2 separate regions of the Homo sapiens genome follow, and region 1 is linked to region 2. Evidence: read pairs that join two places in POLR2A ChIA-PET (ENCODE). Cell type or tissue: Caco-2. All regions are shown on one strand. Each heading gives the region's core, and the rest is flanking DNA. Links, peaks and the distances in the headings are about the cores only.

Region 1 (11,314 bases), core at 3,838-8,837, 87 kb before region 2:
AGTATTGGGTCTTATATTTAAGTCTTCAATCTACTTTGGGTTGATTTTTCACATAGAGTGAAATAATGGTTTAATCTCATTCTTCTGCATGTGGATATCCAGTTTTCCCAGCATAATTTAATAAACTGTTTTTTCTGCCATTGTGTGTTCTTGGTAACTTTGTCAAAGATCAATTGATTGTAAATGTGTGGACCTTTTTCTGAGCTCTCCATTCTCTATCCCATTGGACTGTGTGTCTGTTTTTATGCCACTGTTTTAATTACTATAGCTATGTAGTAGATGTTGAAATCAGGTAGTATGATTCCTCTGGCTTTGTACTTTTTGTTCATGATGGCTTTGGTCATTCAGGGTCTTATGCGGTTTCATACAAATTTTAGAATTATTGTTTCTATTTCTGAAAAATGTCATTGGAATTTTCATAGAAATTGCATTGAATCTGTGGATTGCTTTGGGTAGTATAAGTGTTTTAACAATACCAATTCTTCCAATCCATGAACACAAGATATCTTTCCATTTATTTATGTCCTCTTTAACTTTTTTCATTAGTATTTCATAGTTTTCAGTATACAATTTTTCAACTCCTTGCTTAAATTTATTTGTAAGTTGATTGTTGGTTTTTGTTGTTGTTTTGTAGCTACTGTGAAGGGTATTGTTTCCTTTATTTCCTTTATGGATAACTCATTGTGTAGAGAAATATGAAAAATTTTTATGTTGGTTTTGAATCCTGCAACTTTACTGCATTCATTTATTAGTTGTAATAGTTTCCTGTGGAGTCTTTATGGTTTTCTATTTATAAGAGTATGTCATTTGCAAACAGAAAAACAACTTACTTTCTTCTTTCCAATTTAGATGCCTTTTATTTCCTTCTTTTACCTAATTGCTTCAGCTAGGGCTTCCAGTATTATGTTAAATAGAAGTGGTAAAAGTGGACATCCTTATCTTGTTTTTGATCTTAAAGGAAAAGCTTTCAACTTTTTACTGTTGAGTACGATGTTAGCTACAGGCTTGTCATATATGGCCTATATCGTGCTGAGCTAAATTCCTTCCATACCTAATTTCTTAAGAGTTTTTAGCATGAAAGATCTTGTGTTTTGTCAAATGCCTTTTCTGCCTCTGTGAGATGATTACATGGTTTTGTCCTTAATTTTGTTAATGTGGTGTATCACATTTATTGATTTGCATATGTTGAACTTGTCCTTGCATCCCAGGAATGAATTTCACTTGATAATTTTAAATGATCTTTTTAAGGTGTTGTTGAGCTCACTTCGCTAGTATTTTGTAAATAACTTTTGTATCTATATTCATTAGGAATATCAGCCTGCAATTTTTGTTTCTTTTGCTGTCTTTGCCTGGCTTTGGTATCAGGATAATGTTGTCCTCTTGAAACAAGTTTGGAAGTATTTCCTTCTCTTCAGTTTTTTGGAAGAGTTTGAGAAGAATTGCTTTCTTTAAGTATTTGGGATAATTCAGCAGTGAACCTATCAAGCCCTGGGCTTTTTCTTTGACGGAAGACCTTCTATTATTTTATTATTTTATTATTTTATTTTATTTTATTTTATTTTTTTGAGACGGAGTCTCGCTCTGTCGCCCAGGTTGGAGTGCAGTGGCGCGATCTTGGCTCACTGCAAGCTCCGCCTCCTGGGTTCGCGCCATTCCTGCCTCAGCCTCCGAGTAGCTGGGACTACAGGCGCCCACTATGGCGCCTGGCTAATTTTTTTGGAAGACATTTTATTATTAATTCTGTCTCCTTACTCATTATTAGTCTGTTCAGATGTCTATTTATTTATGATTTAGTCTTGTTAAGTAGCATGTGTCTAAAAAGGTATCTCTATTCCTTCTAGGTTATACAATGTATTAGTGTATAACTGTTCATAGTAGCCTCGTGATCTTTTGTGCTTCCATGGTATCAGTTATAATGTTTCCTCTTTTATTTCTGATTTTATTTATTTGAGTCTTCCCTTTCTTCTTAATCTAGCTGAGGATTTGTTCATTGTGTTTCTCTCAAAAAAAACCAGCTTTTACTTGTGTTGATCTTTTCTATTGATTTTCTAGTCTCTATTACATTTATTTCTGCTCCAATCTTTATTATTTCCTTCTATTAATTTTGGACTTAGTTTGTTATTCCTCTTCTAGTTCATTGAGATATAGTACTAGATTGTTTATTTGGTATTTTTCTTCTGTTTTGATGTAGGGGTTCATTGCTATAAGCTTCCCTCTTAGAAATGCTTTTGCTGGGTCCCATAAGTTTTGTTATGTTATGTTTCCATTTTCATTTATCTAAAGATACTTTTAATCTACCTTTGATTTTTGTCTTTGACTTGTTAAAATAAAGATAATAAGTCTGATGGAATGGACTCTTTGTGGTCATAAGATAACAAATTGTAAATAAGACCTAAGGCTATGCCAAGCAAAGGTTGTTACAAACCCTTACATTTAAAGAATAAACTGTGTTCTAACTGCCATAAGACTTTTTCTTTTTCTCTAGCAGCTAAGCAAGCAATGGCCTCAAGATAAACAGTACAAAATAATTGCCACTCATTGATCACCAGATACGACTGACCAATCCCATTCAATTTCACAAGTTATAACTACAGCCTTGATTGGACAAGAAACTGATTTTAGTAACTTTCTCCTGCAAAAACACCACAGAAAGTTTTGGCCAGCAGCCAAAGTCTGCACATAGACTTTTCTTATGTCCTGCAAAAGACCTCCTGAGGTAAAAGCCAAATTCCACCTATTTTATTGTTAAAACTCCACCCCAAAGTGAACATGGCTTTTATGTATGTTTCCTAAATGTTTTCTCACTATGCAAATATTTGCTCACCTTTATAAATATTCCTAAACTCCCCACTCCTAGCTGACTATGTGTACTAAGCAAATCTTGCAAGGCATAAAGTTCAGATTTTCCCCCATTTTTGGTGGAGCATATACTCTTGGTTTCTCCCAGGTCAAGTTATCCAGATTTGTGAATCATATTTTATTGAAAAATAAAGTTTCTCTTTGCCTCCTCTGTAGATCTCATGATATTTTTGATAACAGGCCCATTGATTCTTTGAGAACCTGTTGTTTAATTTCTACATAATTATGTATTTTCTGAAATTTCTTTTATTACTGATCTCTAGGTTTATACCATTGCATTCAGAAAAAGATATTTGATATTATTTACATCTTCTTAAATTTGTTAAAACTTGTTTTGTGACCTTACATATGATCTGTCATGGATTTTTCATTTAGCTGAATCTTATTTAATAACCAAATAAATGGTCGTGAGAAAGTTCTAAAATATGGTTTACCCTTTCCTGCTTTCTTAAATGGAGTTAGCAAGCATAATGGTAAATTATTCTTTTCTGCATCCACCCCTTGTCAGTATCCGCCACCACACTCAAGTTCCTGTGTACTCTAGCCAAATGGCTGTCTTAACTCTAGAGGATTTACCAAATGCTATGATTTTAATGTCCCCTCTAAATCTCATGTTGAAATTTAATTGCCATTGTTGCAGTATTAGGCAGTGGAGCCTTTAAGAGGTGATTAGGCCATGAGGGCTCCCCCCGCCCATGGGTAGGTTTAATTCCTCTAAAAGGGAGGCTTTGGGGAGTAGATTCTCTTTTGCCCTCATGCACTGTATTGGTCTGTTCTAACACTGCTATGAAGAAACACCCCAAACTGGATAAATTATAAAGTAAAGAGGTTTAATTGACTCACAGTTCAGCATGACTGGGAGGCCTCAGGAAACTTACAATCATGATGGAAGACAAAAAAGAAGCAGGCACATTCTTCACAGGGCAGCAGGACAGAGTGAGTGCGAGCAGAGGAAATGTCAGACGCTTATAAAATCATCAGATCTTGTGAGACTAACTCATTATCAGGAGAACAGCATGGGGGAAGCTGCACCCATGATTCAATTACCTCCACCTGGTCCTACCATTGACACTTGGGGATTATGGGAATTATAATTCAAGGTGAGATTTGGGTGGGGACACAGAGCCAAACCGTATCCCGCACCCTTGCCCTTTGGCCATGTTAGGACACAGCAAGCAGGTGCCAAGCAGGTGACAGCACCGTGTTCTTGGACTTTTCATCCTCCAAAACTATGAGCCAAATAAATCTCTATTGTTTATAAATTACCTAGTTTGTGGTATTCTGTTATATCAGCAGACTAGGAGAACAGACTAAGAGAAAACTAGTACTGAGTGTTGGGATTATTACAGTAACAGACACCTGAAAATGTGGAAAGACCTTCGGAACAGAGGCTGGAAGAGTTTGCAGGAGCAGACTAGAAAAAGCCTATATTGTTATAAATGGAGCATTAAGGGTGATTCAGATGAGGGCTCAGAAGAGGAGAGAGGTGTAGGAAGAGTCTGAACTTCTTAGAGATTACTTAAGTGGCATGGTCAGAATTTTGGTAGCAATATGTACAGAAAAGGCCATTCTGATGAGGAAGAAGATATTGAAAGCTGAAATAAAGGCCATCCTCATTATACAATTGCACAAAAACCTGGGTGAATTGTGTCCATGCCCAAGGACTTCATGAAATGCAGAACTTAAGAGTGATGAATTAGGATTTCTGGTAGAAGAAATATGTATGCAGCAAAGTACAGTGGCTACTTTTATCCACATACAATAAAATGTGACTAGAAGGAAATGGCTTAAAGATGGAACAAAACAATTTGGAAAATCCACAGCCTAGCTATTTAAAGAGTGAAAAGGCACATTTAGGAGAGCAAACTAAGGGTGTGGTCAAGCCACCATTTGCCAAAGAGACTAGTATTGATAGAAGGCAGACAGGTGCTATTCATTAAGACAATAAAAGGAAGACCTCTAAGTCGTTTCAAAGATCTTCAAGGCTATACCTCCCATCACAGGCCCAGAGCTCTAGCAGGGCAGGCTGGTTTTGGGAGAAGAATCCAGGATACCCTCCATGGACTCACTGCCCAGGGCCACTTCAAGGCTGCTTCCAACATTTCAGTGCACATTCTTCAGCTACTCTAGCCATGGCCCAAGTATGCACATGTGTGGCTTGACCCACCACTTGGAAGGTATAAGCAGTAAGACTTGGAAGCATCTATGTGGTGCTAATTCTACAGACGCACAGAATGCAAGAGCTGTAGGGGCATGGCTGTCTCCATCTACATTGCAAAGGACATTGTAGACAGCCTGGGGGTTTAGGCAGAGACTTGTGGCAGAGATAGAGCCACTGCAGAGAGCCCCTGCTAGAGCAATGCCAAGCAGAAATACAGGGTCAGAGTCAACATAGAGAATCCCCACTAGGGCACTGCCTAGTGGAGTTGTGGGAATAAGGCTACCTCAGAGACTCCAGAGCTGTTAGGCTAGCAGCATACAGTGCCAGCCTGGAAGAGATGCAGGCACGAGACACAAACCTGTGAGAGCTGCTGGGTGGGAGGAGTCCAGCAAAGCCACAGGGACAGGGCTGCTGAAGTCCTTGGGGGCGGACCCCCACCAGCTATGCCCAGGATGTGAGACATGGAGTCACAGACATTATTTTAGAGCCTTAAAATGTAATGTTGGTCACCCCATTGGGTTTTGGACTTAACTGGGACCAGTTATCCCTCCTTTCTTGCCTCCTTTTCCTTTTTGGATTGATAATGTCTATCCTATGCCTATCCCATCATTGTATTTTGCAAGTAGATAACTTGTTTTGATTTCATAAGCTCACAGCTGGAGGAAATTTGCCTCAGGATGAATCATGCCTTGAGTCTTATCTGTATCTTATTTAGACAAGACTTTGGGCTTTTTTTTTTTTTTTTTTTTCTGAGATGGAGTTTCACTCTCGTTGCCCATGCTGGAGTGCAATGGCGCCATCTCTGCTCACTGCAACCTCTGCCTCCCAGATTCAAGTGATTCTCCTGCTTCAGCCTCTGGAGTAGCTGGGACTACAGGCACGTGCCACCACGCCAGGCTATTTTGTTTGTATTTTTAGTAGAGACGAGGTTTCACCATGTTGGCCAGGCTGGTCTCGAATGCCTGACCTCAGGTGATCCACCCACCTTGGCCTCCCAAAGTGCTGGGATTACAGGTGTGAGCCACAGCGCCCAGCCTGACTTTGGGCTTTTGAGTTGGTGCTTAAATAAGTTAAGACTTTGTGGGCTATTGGGATAGAATGAATGTATTTTGTATGTGAGAAGAACATGAGTTTTAAGAGTCCAAGGGAAAAATGCTATAGTTTTAATGCCCCTTCTAAAATTCATGTTGATATTAATTGCCATTGTGACAGTAGTAAGAGATGAAGCCTTTACAAGGTGATTAGGCCATGGGGGCTCTGTCTACGTGTGTGGGTTTAATGCCTTTAAATGGGTACTCTCTTGCTCTTGAGTGCACTCTCTTGTCCTTCTGCCATATATTAATGCAGGAAGAAGGCCCTCACAAGACGCTGAGCAGATGCTGGGATCCTGTTCTTGGATTTTCCAGCCTGCAGAACTGTGAGCCAAATAAATTTCTATTGTTTATAAATGACCCAGTCTATGGTATTCTGTTAGAGCCACAGAAAATAGACTGAGGAACCTACCATAGTGGCATGGACTGGCCAATGCAGAAACTTACAATTCATCTTTACATAGAACTCAGAGACTTAGGTGGAACAAGATTTCTAAAGCCTATTCCATAGAGCTTATTCTAATCTGGTCTTAGTCTTCTAGCTTCTGCTTCCTTTGTGGAAGATAAACCCAGCACAAAATTGGGTCCCTATCTAATCTTGCCAACTAAAATTAGAGCAAAAACTAAGAGAAGACACCTCTCCCAAGCCCACTCACTGGGAAGAAAACTTTCCAATAAACTTGCCTCCTCCAAGACTGTTAGATTCATATCATTTAACTGCTCTAGTCAGGAATCTCATACCCATGCACCTAGAAAAAAAAATGGGGAGCTTCCTGTATTTCCTTGATAGTGAAATTTTTCTTTCTTCTAATTTTTATGTCTATTGTAGCTCCATTCTTTCCTTTGTTACCTACCAGGATCCCTCCCTTCTGTGGGAGTGGGAGAAAGAGGAGAAGTTATAGAGCCGAGGGCTTGCTGTTATTTTAAGACCACTCTTATAACCATCAATTACTGCAATGGGTTAAGCCAGACAAACCTGGATTCAAATTCTTGCTCCACAAGTGATGTAAGGATTTGACCCAGATCATGATAGTTCATTTCTTTAAGACTTTGTTTCCTCTTTCACAAAATGGCAAATAATGCCTCCATCATAGCACATTAAATGACTTAGCATGGTACCTGGCACAAAAGTAGCTCCCTTCTTCTCTCCCTGTTTCTTTTAATGGGTATTGAAATAAACAGGCTGACTGCTCCCACACACGATATCCTCAGCAGTACTCAGCTTTTAAATTCTTGCCTCCTCTTTTGTTGCCAGCTGATACTTCTTGCTGCCTGTCTCTTCAGCTTCTAAACAGCTGCTACACTTTTTAGAGCATTTTTTGACTGCTGGCTAAGGGTGCCTCAGCCCTCCTCCCTTGGCGTAGAGTGCAGAGGCTTTGTTACAGATTATCAGTTTGTAGTGGATGTTTGTCATATCTGTTGCTGTCCAGCACCTTTTGAACACTTTTCCTGTGTTTCATTAACCACCCCCTACCCCTGAGGCCAGTTACTAAGCTAGTGTCTTAACACAAACCAATCGTTCTATATTCTGTTTTATGATGCTGGACTAGGAGTCTGTAAACCAGCATCTGCTTTCTTGGCTGCTTCCTGTTGGATTATTTCAAAGGGAATCTAGAAAGAGACTGCAAGCTTTGAGGAATAAAAAGAGACACTGTCCTTCTCTGTGACTTCTGCTCCTATCAGCATCACTCAAGCAAATCTCCTTCACCCTGGCAGTGGCACTTCATTCTGGTAGTAGCAGTTGGTTCCAGTTTGCAATTTTTCCATTTGCACAATTAGTCCCATTGGTCCCCAGCAGAGTCAGTACCAACCAGCCAAGTAGCTCTCCCTTCTCAGGACTCTTGAGTCCCAGCCCAATGGCACCACTCATCTAAGCATCTAAATTTTAGTAACTCCAACTTCTTCCTTTTATTCCCAAGCCCCAGGGATGCTGTCTGTTTCTTGCAGGTGCTACTCTATATACTACTCTATATTTGGGGGCGGGGGGGGTTGCCTTTTCAGTTTCCTAGTCAACAATTCCGTATTAATGCAATTCTTTGCATTAAAATCTCTCTTTAAAAATTGGTCTGAGTATTCAACCCTGACAAGATCCTGACTAAAAATCCCTATTACAAGTCCCACCACTCTGAACTCACTTGCCTAGTGACCATGATGACTAAGGCACAGGCCTTTGCCAGAGTGCCCAACTGGTACTAGTTTGTCTGGGACATCCCTGGTTTTAGCACCAAAAGTCCCAAACCAGACAGTTGGTCAACCTTCCTGTGGCCCATGTGTCAACCATCAGATATATCTCACAATATTCAGAAGAGAGCCATCCAGGGATTTCATTTGTAATTTTTTTTTGGTTTAGAATTAAGATATACAGAAAAAGTCTGTCATATCTTAGTGTTCAACAAATAAGCATATTACTCTTGGAATTCTATAAGTATATTAAATCTGTGACATACGGTCATTGAGAGTACAACTCATATACGGTATGTACTTTCTATCCCCAACATGATTATATTAGTCTTGCTTGGGGTGTATTTTGCCATAGAAAATACCACAGATGGGGTGTCTTAAACACCAGAAATTTATTTTCTCACAGTTCTGGAGACTGGAAGTCCAAGATCAAGGTGCTGGCAGGGTTGGTTTCCCGTGAGGCTTCTCCTCCTATCTTGCAGACAGCTGCCTTCTTGCTGTGTCTTCACATGGTGGAGAGAGAGAGAGCTCTCCGGTGTCTCTTCCTCTTTTAAAGACACTAGTTCTATTGGTTAGGGAGCTACCCTTACCTACCCTATCCCTTTAAAGGTTTTATCTCTCAATACGGCCCCACTGGGGATTAGGGCTCTATATATAAATTTTGAGGGGACACAATCTGGTTCCTAACAATGATCATAAATGAGTTGGGGGTATAAGTGTTGTCCAAAATCTGTGGAATCTGTTTTTAAATTAATAAAAATAAAATAACTAAGAGCAATTCTTATTTTCAAAATAGTTTATTTTTTATTAGTTTAAGCATATTATACCTGTATTCCCTTGCCAATTGAATACCCAATAAATTTTTTCTTTAGAGATTCATATGGGATCCATTTCACTGACATATGAGTTGACATCATTTGTCTGAAAGAGTGATGCAGTTTTTGAAAGATTGAATATGAAGTGTTTCCCATATCCTTTCAGCAGGTGAGAAGTAAAATTTAATGGCCTGATGTAATTTACAATCCTCATACCATGTGTTTGAAATGAACAGCATGGTTTGCCTAGTCTGGCTGTGAATACCTGTCTTGAACCATTTCTGAAATTACTGAAAAGTACCACTGTCTATTGTGGGAAATGCATTAGTATGATTAAGCTCTACTTTAGATGCCATTATGTAATATTTTGTCAATGTGAAATGTCTCATTAATTAATTCTTTTTGGGTTTTCAAACAGGTGCTAAGGGATGCCATCAGCAGGAGAAAGGAAAACAACTTAACCCAAGTAAAATGGGGATAATTCCCACCCCTGCCAGTTTCACAAAGCTTGAAATGAGAATGTGGACATGCTAAAAGCATTGGCACATTTAAATTGAAAAAAAAAAATCTTGTGGTGTATATTTTGCAGGTAAAAAGTGTGACAAAATTGCATTTCTGGCAAAGCAGGAGAAGGAATGATGGCTTAATCTTATTAATCTTGTTTTTCTCAAAGTTTAGGCCTTTTTCCCCATTATGGTAAGGTTGCCATGACAATCCAAGACAATTGAGTCTCCCCAGGACAGAATGATTCATTAAGGTGAGGACAGAGAATGAAGGTAATTATCACATCTAAATCACTGCCCCAGGGCCTTACCAAGTAGGAGATGTGACTTGCCAGTGTGTTACCAACAGAAAATTTTGACCACTATAAATGTCACCAATTTCATAGCTCTTGTCCCGGCAGGGACAATTGCAACTCAATGATCAGACATACAATATTATGAGTCAGTTAAACAATTTCCTTAGCTGAAGATTAGTAAAAAGTAGGCATTAAATATTAATTAAGATAAGAGAGGAGTAATGCAAAAAATCACATTCAGATTTTTAGTTAGCTCGGCTTCCCTGCCTTCTCTTAGTCACAGCATACCCAAAGGTCCATGCCTCTCTTAACATGGTTAACTACTATTCAACATTAAATTCTCAGTTAAGATTTTGCATTCTCTAAAAAGATGATTCTGGCAACCAAAATCTAAGGGCAGCATGGAGTTCCATAATCCCCTGTCCCATTCTTATTAAGGATCTTCCCATGCTATTTCACTACTGACTTCTCTGAATCACCCCAGTGGACTATAAGGTTATAAGGAAAAGAAATGTATTTTTCTTTCCTCATTCATTCATTCATTTATATATTCAGACAATCAACAAATATTTATTGAATACCTGCTGCATGCCACCTACTCTTATAGAAACAGGGACATCACAGTGACAAAATGGGAATGTCCCTGACTCGCAAAGATTGCATTCTAGTAGAAGAGTCAAATAATAAATTAATGCATGTGCAAAATAGTGTCAGGCAGTCACACTGTGGCTCCTAGCAACCTACAACAGAGGAGAGAGAATCAGGAGGGCATTATCTTATTTAGGGCGGGTGGTCAGGTAGGGCCATGCTGAGGAAGTGGGAGAGATGTATGCAATTACCTCAAGGATTTGCTTTCCAGGCAGAGTGAAAAGCAAGTGCAACAGTGCTAAGATAGAAGCAGGCTCTGCTGGTTGAAGACATAGCAAGAAGGCCAGTGTGGCAAAGCAAGAAGTGAGTAACTGTAGAAAATATGGGAGAGAGAAGGTCAGGAAACAGACTCCATGGGGCTTTAGAACCATAATAAAGATATGAGAATTTAAAACTCCGGAGGAGATAAGAAACCTTGATGGTGTTTTACTGGCTGGGGATTAGGTTAAGAGTGGAAGAAAGGAGAGCCCTTAAGAAGCTACTGAAGGAGTTCAGGCAAGAGGGGATTATGTCTTGGAGTAGAGGCGTAGAAGCAGCGACTGTGACAGGCAGTTTGATTTAGGATGTATTTTAAAGGTAGAGTCAATGGTGCTGCTGATAAATTGGTGAAGGAATGTTACAAAAAGCAAAAAATAAAGATGACTCCTTTGGGCTTGAGCAACTGGATGGGACAAAGATGCCATTTAGCCAGGTGAGAAATGCTAGGGAGGGAGCAGATTTGCACAGGGAGGAGGGAATCAGAAATTCTGTCTTAGGAATG
Region 2 (11,314 bases), core at 872-5,871:
GTAATCCCAGCTACCCGGGAGGCTGAGGCAGGAGAATCGCTTGAACCCGGGAGGCGGAGGTTGCAGTGAGCCAAGATCACAGCACTGCACTCCAGCCTCAGTAACAGAGTGAGACTCTGTCTCAAAAAAATAAAAAATAAAATAAAATAAATAAAAAAGTCCCTAGGCTAATGCCAAAGCACAAATGGAGTTTACCCCCAAGGAAGGATAGAGCTCGAGTTCTGACCTTTCCCTGGAGGCAGAACTGCTTGGGGTCAGCTGTGGCTCGTCTACTTGCTAACTTCCTGACTTTGGGCAAGCTACTTAAATTCTGCTTGACTAAAGTTTACTCATCTGATTATGGTTACAGTATTGTTATGACAAGACAGTATACAACATGTTTTCATGTTGGGCAGACTATATAATGTTATAGGGAAAGATGCTCTCATGTTAAATTTAAAAAAATGTTAAACAGATCCCAGATTTACAAAACTGTATATACTGCGTGTGTTTATAAACTTCCTTTAAAATATTTGTTTAAAAAATACCAAAAATTTGTGCGGCTTATGTTGAGGTAGTGGGAGTTGCAAATGAGGGAGAGAGGCATTTAGAGAGGTAGCGGACTTTTCATGTAGGAAGGAGAAATGAGCTGATGAAAAAAAAAGAGAGAGAGAGGAAAACACTGCATAGAAAAGAGAGAAAATCCTAAAGATATAAAAATGACCTTGGCGAGCTGAACTTCAGAGGGTTCGAAGGAACCCTGGAGGAGAAAAAATTAGAAAGTTACTGCAACATTAGGTGAAAATGGGGTAGATAAAGGATGATGGGAATTTCCAAAGTTTTGATGCATTATTTACCGAATGCTATGAATGCATCCTAAGTTACCTCATCTCCACCTAATCTTGTGTTTTGCTTTGCTTTGTTTCCTCCAACAAACATGGTAAAAGTATACATAGTTCCTTAATTGTATGCTGGGTTTCGTCTTTCTTCAAATCAACACCCATCCTAAGTAGTCCTCTGAATAATCCTGATTTTATATAAATCACATACAAAACATTGTATAGAAATTGCATTTTATTTTTTGTATAAGTTGGATTCTACTATACACACATATATTCTTTTAGCTTGATAACAAATGATGGAAATCTTCCCATATCAATAACCCCACAATTACCCCATTGTGTATTTTTTTCTTACTCCATAGTATTCCATAATGTAAGTGGACCAGGATCTATTTACATTGTTTCTATGCTCCCTTTATTACAAGCAACACTCTAGTGAATGTCCTAATAAATGTCTCTCTGAGTTTACATGCAAGTATAATGAAGAGTCTTTATCGATTTCTGGATGTTTGACTGCTGACAGCTTTCAAGCCTCATGCCACCACCCTCTTCCCCTCTTGCCCCACATCTGGGGAAGCTGAAAGAAAAGCCCATGCTTTCTCTTCCCTTGTGCCAGTGGGAAATTCAATTCATGCAAGCCCTGGCCCCACACAAGAACCTGCTAACTACAATTAAATTCCAAGACACTCACTCCTCTTTTTAATTTTAATTTTTATTTTAAGTCCCGGGGTACATGTGTAGAATGTGCAGGTTTGTTACATAGGTAAACGTGTGCCATGGTGGTTTGCCGCACCTGTCAACCCACCACCGAGGTATTAAGCCCAGCATGCATGCATTAGCTACATTTCCTAATGCTCTCCCTCCCTCCACCCCACCCCCTGACAGGCCCCAGCGTGTATTGTTCCCCATTGCCACTCACTCCCCTTTGCTCTCTCAAGCTATGTCACACTGCTTGGGAGCCTGCTCTGCTCTCCTCAAAAAGCTTCATTATGTAATAATTTTTTTTCATATTCTCTTGTCACATGCGTGGCATCTAGATATCTGCACCAAATTTGAGTAGGTACCGATCCCATGCTTCTACAGGGGAACCACAGGACAGCAAGTATTTATGTGGAACTTAGTTCTCAAGGTAGATATTCTTTTATTATTATTATTATTATTATTATTATTATTATTATACTTTAAGTTCTAGGGTACTTAGACGTGCAGGTTTCTTACATATGTATACATGTGCCATGTTGGTTTGCTGCACCCATTAAATGCAAGAAAGGCAGCCAAAGACACCCCCAAAGCTATTTATATAGCCATTTATATTGGCTATATAAATTTATAACACCAACAAACAGTATAATGGCCCGTTTTGCTACAGCATTACCAACTAGATATAATAGTTTTTTTAATAAACTTTTATACCCTGATAAGCCAAAAGGGAGAATAAATATAGAATTCAATTGCCTTAATTTCTAATTCTCTGATTGATAATGTCTGATGTTCTTTTCATTTATTTGCTGGCCATTTGTAATTCTTTCTCTATGCATTTTTGCATATTGTCCTTATTTTTCATATGTAGGAACCCTTGATTTGTCAGTACTGTTGGTCTTCTTTTGTAGTACGTATTGCATATATTTTACTCATTCTAATTTTAGTCTTTTAACTTTGTTTATGGTGTCTTTTTCTATAGGCAAGCATTTAATCTTTATATAATCCAATCATTCAGCTATTTTCATTTTATCTTTTTGGTGTTCAGTCATGCTTAGGAAGGACTTTCACACCCTAAGATTATAAATTTGTCTTCCCATATCTTCTTTTAGAGTGTTTATAATTTCATATAATTTTCTTACAATTATATATTTAATCCATTTGCAATTAATATTGAAATATGTCATTATATAGTCATTGTTTTTTTTCCAGATGAATGCTTAGCTATCTTACTATCACTTATTAAATAATTTGACTTTTCTAGCCTGGCTTGAACTACAAATTTTATCACCTACAAAATTTTCTCATTCCATATATATGGATATATACAGTTGTCATTTGTGTGCATAAGTACATATAATATTTCTGTACTTTGTTTTGTTTCATTGACCTGTGTGACCACTCATTATTTTTAGAAATGAAAGAAATCTATTTTTATAATCATAACCCATTAAAAAACATTACCTCCACTTCAGCAGGAATTTTTTTCAAACTTCCAAATTTTTTGGCTACTGTTTGTAGTAAACTTAAGCATTAATTTGTTCCCTACAAATTTCTTGTCTTTATTTCAACATCATTTTTAGATTAATTTTAAAAAACATGATATCATTATTTTATTTAGTCTTTCCCTCCAGGATATAGCATATTTCTCCATTTCTTTAAGTTTTCTACAATTCCTGAAGTTAATTTACAAGTACTAAGGTTTTAATAAGCACATAGTTACACACGTTACATTTCTGAATGCAGCACTTACATCATAATGTATATGTTCATAGTAGTATTTCTCTTTTTTCAAACTGCCATAATTAACAGCATGTCTATGTAGATAGTATTTTAATGTCAAGAAAATATTGTGCCTTTGCAATAGAAAAACGCAGCATTTCTTAATGTATTTTCTAAATGTAGTTAGATATTTTGGGTACTTTCTGACATTGTTTTGATTATCTTTGACTGTCTTCACAGGAATTAGAGGTTATTTTAATGTAGAAAACTCTACAAAAGAAACAATTTTTGAATTATATTTTTAAATATATTTTGGTAATCAATATTTAAAATATGGAGAATTTTCTTATAATCAAACCATTATTTAGTAATCAGTTTTATAAATTCAGTGTGTATAAATCCCATTTTCTTAAGTAAAAAAATCTCTACTCTTCTGTTAATGTTTTCTATCAACAGTTTGCACACAAATTGATTTGTGTAAATCAATGGACTCATTTGAATGTTATTAACCCTCAATACTGCAATTAGTGGCATTAGTGTGTTAGAAAACAACAACTATTTAAGGAAAGCAGATGCTAAGGCAAGAACTTCAGGGATTTAATGACGAGAACCATCCTCATTAACAATGCTGTTTGTCCCAGATCAATGAGGCCAAAGTAAATAGGAAGCCAAGATTCTATAATTAAGAGCAAATAGTCCAGTCAATACCAATATGTAGTAACAATATTAATCTCTTCATAACCTAGGTTTACCCTGCTGTTTAAAATAAAAATCTCATACGCCTTTTGAAAGTTTCTCTGAATAAATAAATAAAGGGAGGTCCAGCACCTAGGAAGTCGAAATAAAAAGCCTATTATGAAGTATCAGGAAGTTTCTGTACATTACACAGTCCACGAGTAGAAAGGAATTGTGTTAATAGCAATAACCCAGATATCTCAGATTCTTGCCTCACATAAAACACCAACCATTAACAGTTAAACCCTTAAAAGTTCATCCATCTCAGCTGGGCGTGGTAACTCACGCCTGTAATTCCAGCACTTTGGGAGACTGAGGCGGGCGGATAACTTGAGGTCAGGAGTATGAGACCAGCCTGGACAACATGGTGAAACTTCTTCTCTACTAAAAATACAAAAATTAGCCGGGCGTAGTGGCAGGCACCTGTAATCCCAGCTACTTGGGAGGCTGAGGCAGGAGAATTGCATGAACCCGAGAGATGGAGGTTGCAGTGAGCCAAGATTGTGACACTGCACTCCAGCCTGGGTGATAGAGTAAGACTCCATCTCAAAAAAAAAAAAAAAAAAGTTCATCCATCTCTAAGAATGTCTGGAATTTCAAGTCTCACACATAAAGACACGAGTAAATCTACCCAGTTTCATATGATCTCCAAAGTTTCTGACATCTGCTTTTGTGGGATTTTGTCTACCCTCTTCCTCCAGGACTGCCCTAGGTGCACCTGAGTCCCTGAAAACCAAACCTGCATGCCTGAGGCTAAGTTGTGGAGACTATCTTACTCTCTGGTGGGGAGATTATCTTTTCAGGAAGCTGAAGTCTTAGGTGTGAACAAGAATGTATTGTGAGTCCCTCAGTTCCATCTGGAGGCCTCCTCTTCTATAGGACCCAGGCATGAGTTTTATACAATAATTGTCTTCAGTATACACATGTGCCAGGGATTGTGCTAAGAATTGCAGATGCATAAATGCATAAGATATAGGCTGTGACTTCAAAAGGCTCGTGATCTAATAAAGGTGACGCATATTTTAGAAAACAGATAAAATACAGAAATAGACCAAAATTACCTGATTGCTCTTAAAACATGTTTGCAGAACTTCACTTCATTGTTAGTCACTACTGCCTTATATTCTCTTGAAAATGATATTGCTACCCTATCAATAGGTGTACTTTGCACCTTTGGGAGCCTCTACAAACACAGTACAATTCATCTTGAGATGCAAATCTTTACTCTGTTAATGAAGACAGGAAAAGCAAGACCATTCTATTTGTCCAAAACTCACCTCTTTATTGGCTTGCCTAACAGTCGGGAGTTGTCCAGAGAAAAAAATAATCATAGTTTGACAATTCCAATACCCCCATATTCTGATGTATGTTTCTATTCTAAAATAACCCCTTGATTTTCACTCATATCAAATACTGTATAGGAAAACACAGTAATATAATGCAAATGAAGAATGTAGCTTTTTTGTAGTAACTTATTTTCTCTCTTTTATGAATACTGTTGATAATAAAGTAGGGGGAAGAAAAGACAATCTTCTAGCATTCTAACTTTCACAGGTAAGGAGAGTAATAGGGTGGTCTTGGACTCAATTTTTACCACTCTACAAACCAAGTTTAAGTGCGGACACCAAATCTGTTAACATATTCAAAAATCAGGTCTTTAGGGTTTAGGTTCTTAGCATATGGCCTCTTCCACATTCCCTGGAAGTTAATTCCTAATCTACAATGCAGCCACTGAGGAAAAATTGTCAAAGCTTTAAACATATTGGAGAAGAGAGGTTTTCTATCCACTGCCAAAAGAAAAATTAAATACCTATTGAAAGGCATAACAAAATACTTTATCATCAGAGGGCAAAAGTAGCTTTCAGTACTTTATTTAAACTTACATATGTTATTACTGTCTGGCAAGTAAAGTAGCTGAAAAGCTTTCTAGATGTTTCCTTCACTTCATAGAAAAAAAATGATTTGTTAATATTTTCTTTCTTCCACAACAGCACTAGACTATAATTATACAAAATCTCCTTATGCCATAACTAGGAAAAAAGAATGGGGGTGCTTACATGTTTAAGTTAAATTCTTATTTCCCTCAAATTCTGCCACAATTTTTAAAATATGTTTTTTAATTTCATATTCTGAAGTCCCCCATGGCATATGCTACCTATGAATAATATTTTTAAACCCACATACACCAAAATGTTGCTACTGTTCTCACATTATTAGTCAAGTAAAGTTCCTAATTCCACATAACAAAATGTTCCCAACACTTAAAAACACTTACAAAATTTTGCATTTTTCCTGAGTTCCTTTTTACCCTGAAGCTCACAAAATTAATTTTAATTTCCTTGAGAAAACCATGAAACTAAAAGCAGATTTCATAACACCCATTAGGCTTTAAACAATAGCCCAAATTGACAGTTTTTATTTAATCTTCGTTCACCACTGCCTTCAACTTCTATTCTAATAAATAGTTTTGCCTGCTGGCCCCATCTATGTAACATTCAACAGTTTTTAGCCCAACCCATTTAGTCTCTAATATTCAGTTAAAACCACAGAAGCATGACCAGGCAAAGCCAAGATACAGAATAGGAGAAGACTGAATCACTTCCTCTTTCTACTGGGCAGTTTTCCAACATATCACTGCCCTTCCAACCTCTCTCCACCATATTTGAGAAACACTAATGGACAATCTCACCTCTTTCTGGCTCTCAGTTTTTGTTTTCTCATTTCTCCAATTCTATCTTCCTGACTTGCTATTCTATATCATCTTTCCCCTGTTAGCTCAAATCCTCTCTAATTTTCTTCTCTCTTTTGAAATGGAGCCCCCGCCCCGCAACACACACACACACACACACACACACACACACGTAAGAACTAAGAGGGAGAAATTCAAATGTCTGTCCTTGGGCTATCATCTGAATTTTCATTGACTTTTTTTGTTGTTGTTGTTTGAGACAGAGTCTCACTCTGTTGCCCAGGCTGGAGTGCAGTGGCGTGATCTTGGCACCCTGTAACCTCTGCCTACCGCATTCCAGTGATTCTCCTGCCTCAACCTCCCGAGTAGCTGAGATTACAGGTACCCACCGTCACACCAGGCTAATTTTTGTATTTTTGGTAGAGACAGGGTTTCACCATGTTGGCCAGGCTGGTCCACTGACTTTTTCTATTGCACATTTTGTTCCTTATTGTCCTCAAATATCTCCAGGGCTGTTTCCCAACCTATCCCACCCCCACAATCCAGATAGCTAAAACCTGTCATATATTTTACCTGAGGGTCACTCTTCATTCTTTATCTAGCAGATCCATCTATTCTGGTGTATCAGATGTGCTTCAGCAGATAGTTAGCCTTCCTTCAACTTTAAGGTAAATGTGTTTCAATAATGTCCCCTTGCTTTTGTTCTGTATCAAAGGAATTCTTTTATTTTGGGAAATTGAATCCTTTGATGCTGTAGCACATCCTCTGAAGTAACACTGCACATGTATGTTACCTGTACCTAGAGCATTGGGGATTTAGTATCCCTTCTCCCCTCCAGAAGTAAATATTGTATGCAAAAAAGCTAAAGACTCAATAATTCAGAGTATTCATTCATTGTTCAACAATGAATAGTGCGTGGAGCCTTCCATATGCCAGCTGGGGAGCTAGGCCTGGGGGATAAAAAGATAAATAAAAAGCAATCTTTGCCCTCAAACACAGTCCAGTGAGAAAGGCACACAGCACCATGCAGTTAGTTCTGTGACTGTGACTGTCAAATTACGTTGTGTGAATTTGGAGAAAGGTGCCTAACCCAGATTGGATGCATGAGGTCCTGGAACATTTCCAGGTGGAAGTGACACTGTAGCTGAACTGAGTTTTGAAAGACCAAAATCAGATGGTGAGAGGTGAAAACTGAATTGAAAGGGTACCACGAAAATGTGCAACATTTACAAACATCCTGAAATGTGAAAACTGAGTGGATGGGGAGTAAGGAAATGTGAAGAGGTTCAGATGTTGGGAGGTCGACACATGAGTTGAAGAGGAAAAGGGGCCAGATACCGACAGGTTTTTCATGCTAAACTACAAAGTCTGATATTATCTCAAAGATAACAGAGAATTACTGAATAATTTACAGCATAAAAGTAGCATGATCCTGTGTTAAAATATATTAAAGCCAGTGTTACATAAAGTATAAAAACATCATCTTCGAGGACATTCAAGTGCATTCCAGCTCCACTGTTGCTTCCCTGTTGGACGTTAGACAGATGTAAGGGGTCTGAAGTCTACTTTCTTCATTTATAAATGGCAACACAGCCTGTCAGCTTGCTGTTATGAGGATAAATGACAAAGGGACCCTATTTAAAACATCTAATCTATTACCTGTGTGCAGCTTACACTCTGCTTGCCCTCCCCTCCCCCATCTCCCATCCCTTTCTACTCTTTTGTGACCATTCTGTGTCCTAGAAATCTGATTCTTAAATACTGGATTTTTCCTGGCTCCTTGGGTCTCTGCTTCATAGTCAGTGGGAGGACCCAAATTTCCAACTCTGCGACTCCCAGGGTGGATCCACATCCTCTGTTTTTTTTTCCCCTCTATCTTGCTACATCTCTAGAGTTTTCCATTAGAGTCTCTTTAGTTGATAGGTCTGATCTGAGTAGAATTCTTTTTCCCGACAGAACTCCATCTATGCACCCAGCCTATAAACAGCCATTGACCACAAATGTATAGAGACGACTCAAGCACCAAAGAGTGTTACCATGCCAGCACTGTATAATATGGGCTATCCCAAGGGAAAGCAACATTATCATGTATTAATAGCAGTCTTAAATGGAGTACTAATTCTTTTTCATTAGGATTATAAAGAATAAAGAATGGTGAGTTGTTGCTAAGCAGCTGGTATGAGGCTCATTCTTCAAAACCCATTGCTTCTTTAATTTTGAATCCTAGAACTTTCCTCATGAAATAAGTGCTACATGTGGGAGAGGTGAGAGTACATCTGCCATCATAGCTCTTTTTGGTGCCAAAGTCCCTGCTGTGGGAAGACAGCAATCTGTTGTAACTATTAATATTGTAGAAGGAAAATCCACAGTAGAAGAAATTTGCAGAGTCAAACACCCTATAGTCAGAACATTAAAAAGTTAAGAATTCTTTAGCCAGAATGGTGTATCCATATTTTGCTAGTAGCTTAGCAACATACTAGTCTAGACTTAAATTATTTTCACTGGTTTTGACAGGAAAGAAAATTTTTTTGTGGGAAAGGAGGCAAAAAAAAAAACTCTAAATCATTTAAGAGCTTTAAATTCAAGGGAAATTCTCCTTATTTACTGAAATGTGTTTAGCCAGATCTTAGTGTAATAGATAATTTCGTAAACTCAAGTATTCTTGTTAAACGATGGACACAGGAAGCATAAGACCTTCTTCTTGTATATGAAAGCCATCCCATGGGAAAGAATGAACAAGAATGGCAATTAAAAATTCTTCATGGTACTGGAAGATGAAAAAAATGTGGACAATTAGTTAATCATCAAGTAAGCCTGTTAAAGTATAAAAGTATAGCTATAGATCAAGTAGGAGAGTATTTTGTCTGTCATGTCAAGTTTGTATCTTGTAAGTAGAAAACACTCAGTATCAAACAAATATGCCGTGTTAAAAAAAAAAAAAGGATGATCCAGATTGAGCAAAAGATTTTTTAAAAACAATGAAATTTTCTTCCTAATCCAAAGGATTTGCCACTCTCCAGGATGTGCTTTCTAGAATGTGTTTTATTCAGGCATAAAAGTGTTTTCTACATCACTAATCACTTCAGAAATGAGTTTTGGGCTTGAGATGAACGTTGACAGGACAGAAACTGAAAACTGAACTTTTGCAAATTACAAACAATAATAAGAAATTAGAAATAAAATATAACCCTTGGAATTTCATTACAATTTTGGGGAAATAGATTTCAAAACAACACATAGAGAAAATTGTCTGCACAAAGGGAGTCTGATTCAGATATTTTGAAGAAAAAATAGGGAAACTTCCAACTGAAGATAGCCAAGAGATCACATACTTTTGCCTTTTTTGGAAACCAATGTCCCACTGATGTGACCAGAATATAATACAACAGAGGATAAATTACAGCAGAATCAGAAAAGGTCTTCACCAGCAAACAAGATGAAGAGAAATTTCTCAAAGGTATAGAACTGATGGAATCAAACTGATGATAAAGCCCAACAAAGGGAACCCAAAATATAGGCATCAGATTGGACTAAGGCAAAGGATGTTTCTACAGAAAAAACACCATCAGGGTTGAGAGTAAAGGAGGAGTCCGAAGTGCCTGAATTCAAATCCAGACTCCACCACCTCCTACCAGTCTTGGTATCTTTAACCAAGACAGGTAGGTTATTATTATGGGAATAATAATAGTATTAACCTCACAAACTATTGTGAGGATTACAGGAGATAATGGATTTAAAGTGCTTAGCAGAATGCCTGGCTAATGGGCTGTGCTCAGGCACTTAGAAATCAACAAAAATGAGAATAACAAATATTCTGTTATGCTTCCCAACAGAACTGGGTGGGTTTAAAAAAATCTAACCAACCAATGACTAGTAACAATTCAATTGGATTAGGGCACTTCTATTCTACTTAAAAAAGACTCTAAAACCAGAAGATAAGGAGGAAAAATAAGAAAATAAAGACATGTTTGCTCAGTTGTGGAAGAACAAACCAGAAACTGATGTGATTGGTGGGTGAGCAAAAACAAGGTGGAAAGAACAGTGGAATAGAAATGATGTAAAATGGTTCAGTGGGAGAGGTGTTCTCTGAGAATACCGTTTGTTTTATACACCTCTGACTTTCAGAACCATGTTCCTGTTTTTCGTGCTCAAAAATAAAGTAACCCAAATCAGGCAGAATGTGTGTAGGGTGGAGAGAGTCCACAGAGCTCTGTTCTGCAGTCTCAGAGCCCGTGGGAGGGGAGGAACATACGTCTGCTGGCTGCTGTTTACTCTGTAGTGGGGAGAGGCCACAGGGCTCCCTCCCGTAGCATCCCAAGCTGAAGCTGGGGTGGAAGGTGGGGCAAAGGATGTGGTATTTCTTTGGTGTTGTTTGCCTTGAGTAGGGCAGGTAAGATCAGAAAGGTTCTGTCCCACGGGACTTCCTTTACTTGGTCCTCTGGCTGGAGAGAGTAGGCTCTTCTGGGGCTCTTAATGCCTTATTTATTGGCAGTTCTTTTTTCAGGCTGTTTGTATTGGTCTGTTTTCAGGCTACTAATAAAGACATATTGGAGACTGAGCAATTTACAAAAGAAAGAGGTTTAATGGACTTACAGTTCCACGTGACTGGGGAGGCCTCATAATCAATCATGGCAAAAGGCAAGGAGAA

The links. ChIA-PET counts read pairs that join two places held together with the same protein. Peaks named below come from ENCODE experiments on the same cell type or tissue, not always from the same donor. Only the 100,000 strongest peaks of a DNase experiment are listed, where the experiment ranks them.
Region 1: POLR2A ChIA-PET joins it to region 2 with 19 read pairs; 2 of 35 experiments call an interaction of 5 or more read pairs at or near these places.

What each region holds. Positions count from the first base shown.
Region 1 is chr5:13,495,673-13,506,986 of GRCh38, forward strand. All of the region lies in intron 4 of LOC105374660 (a long non-coding RNA gene), which reads right to left. Among named protein-coding and RNA genes, the nearest start is that of DNAH5-AS1, 360 kb to the right of the region's middle. In Caco-2, for the core only: no CTCF peak of the experiment used is centred there; a DNase peak (open chromatin) is centred at 5,802.
Region 2 is chr5:13,585,260-13,596,573 of GRCh38, forward strand. No RefSeq gene overlaps it. Among named protein-coding and RNA genes, the nearest start is that of DNAH5-AS1, 270 kb to the right of the region's middle. In Caco-2, for the core only: no CTCF peak of the experiment used is centred there; no DNase peak of the experiment used is centred there.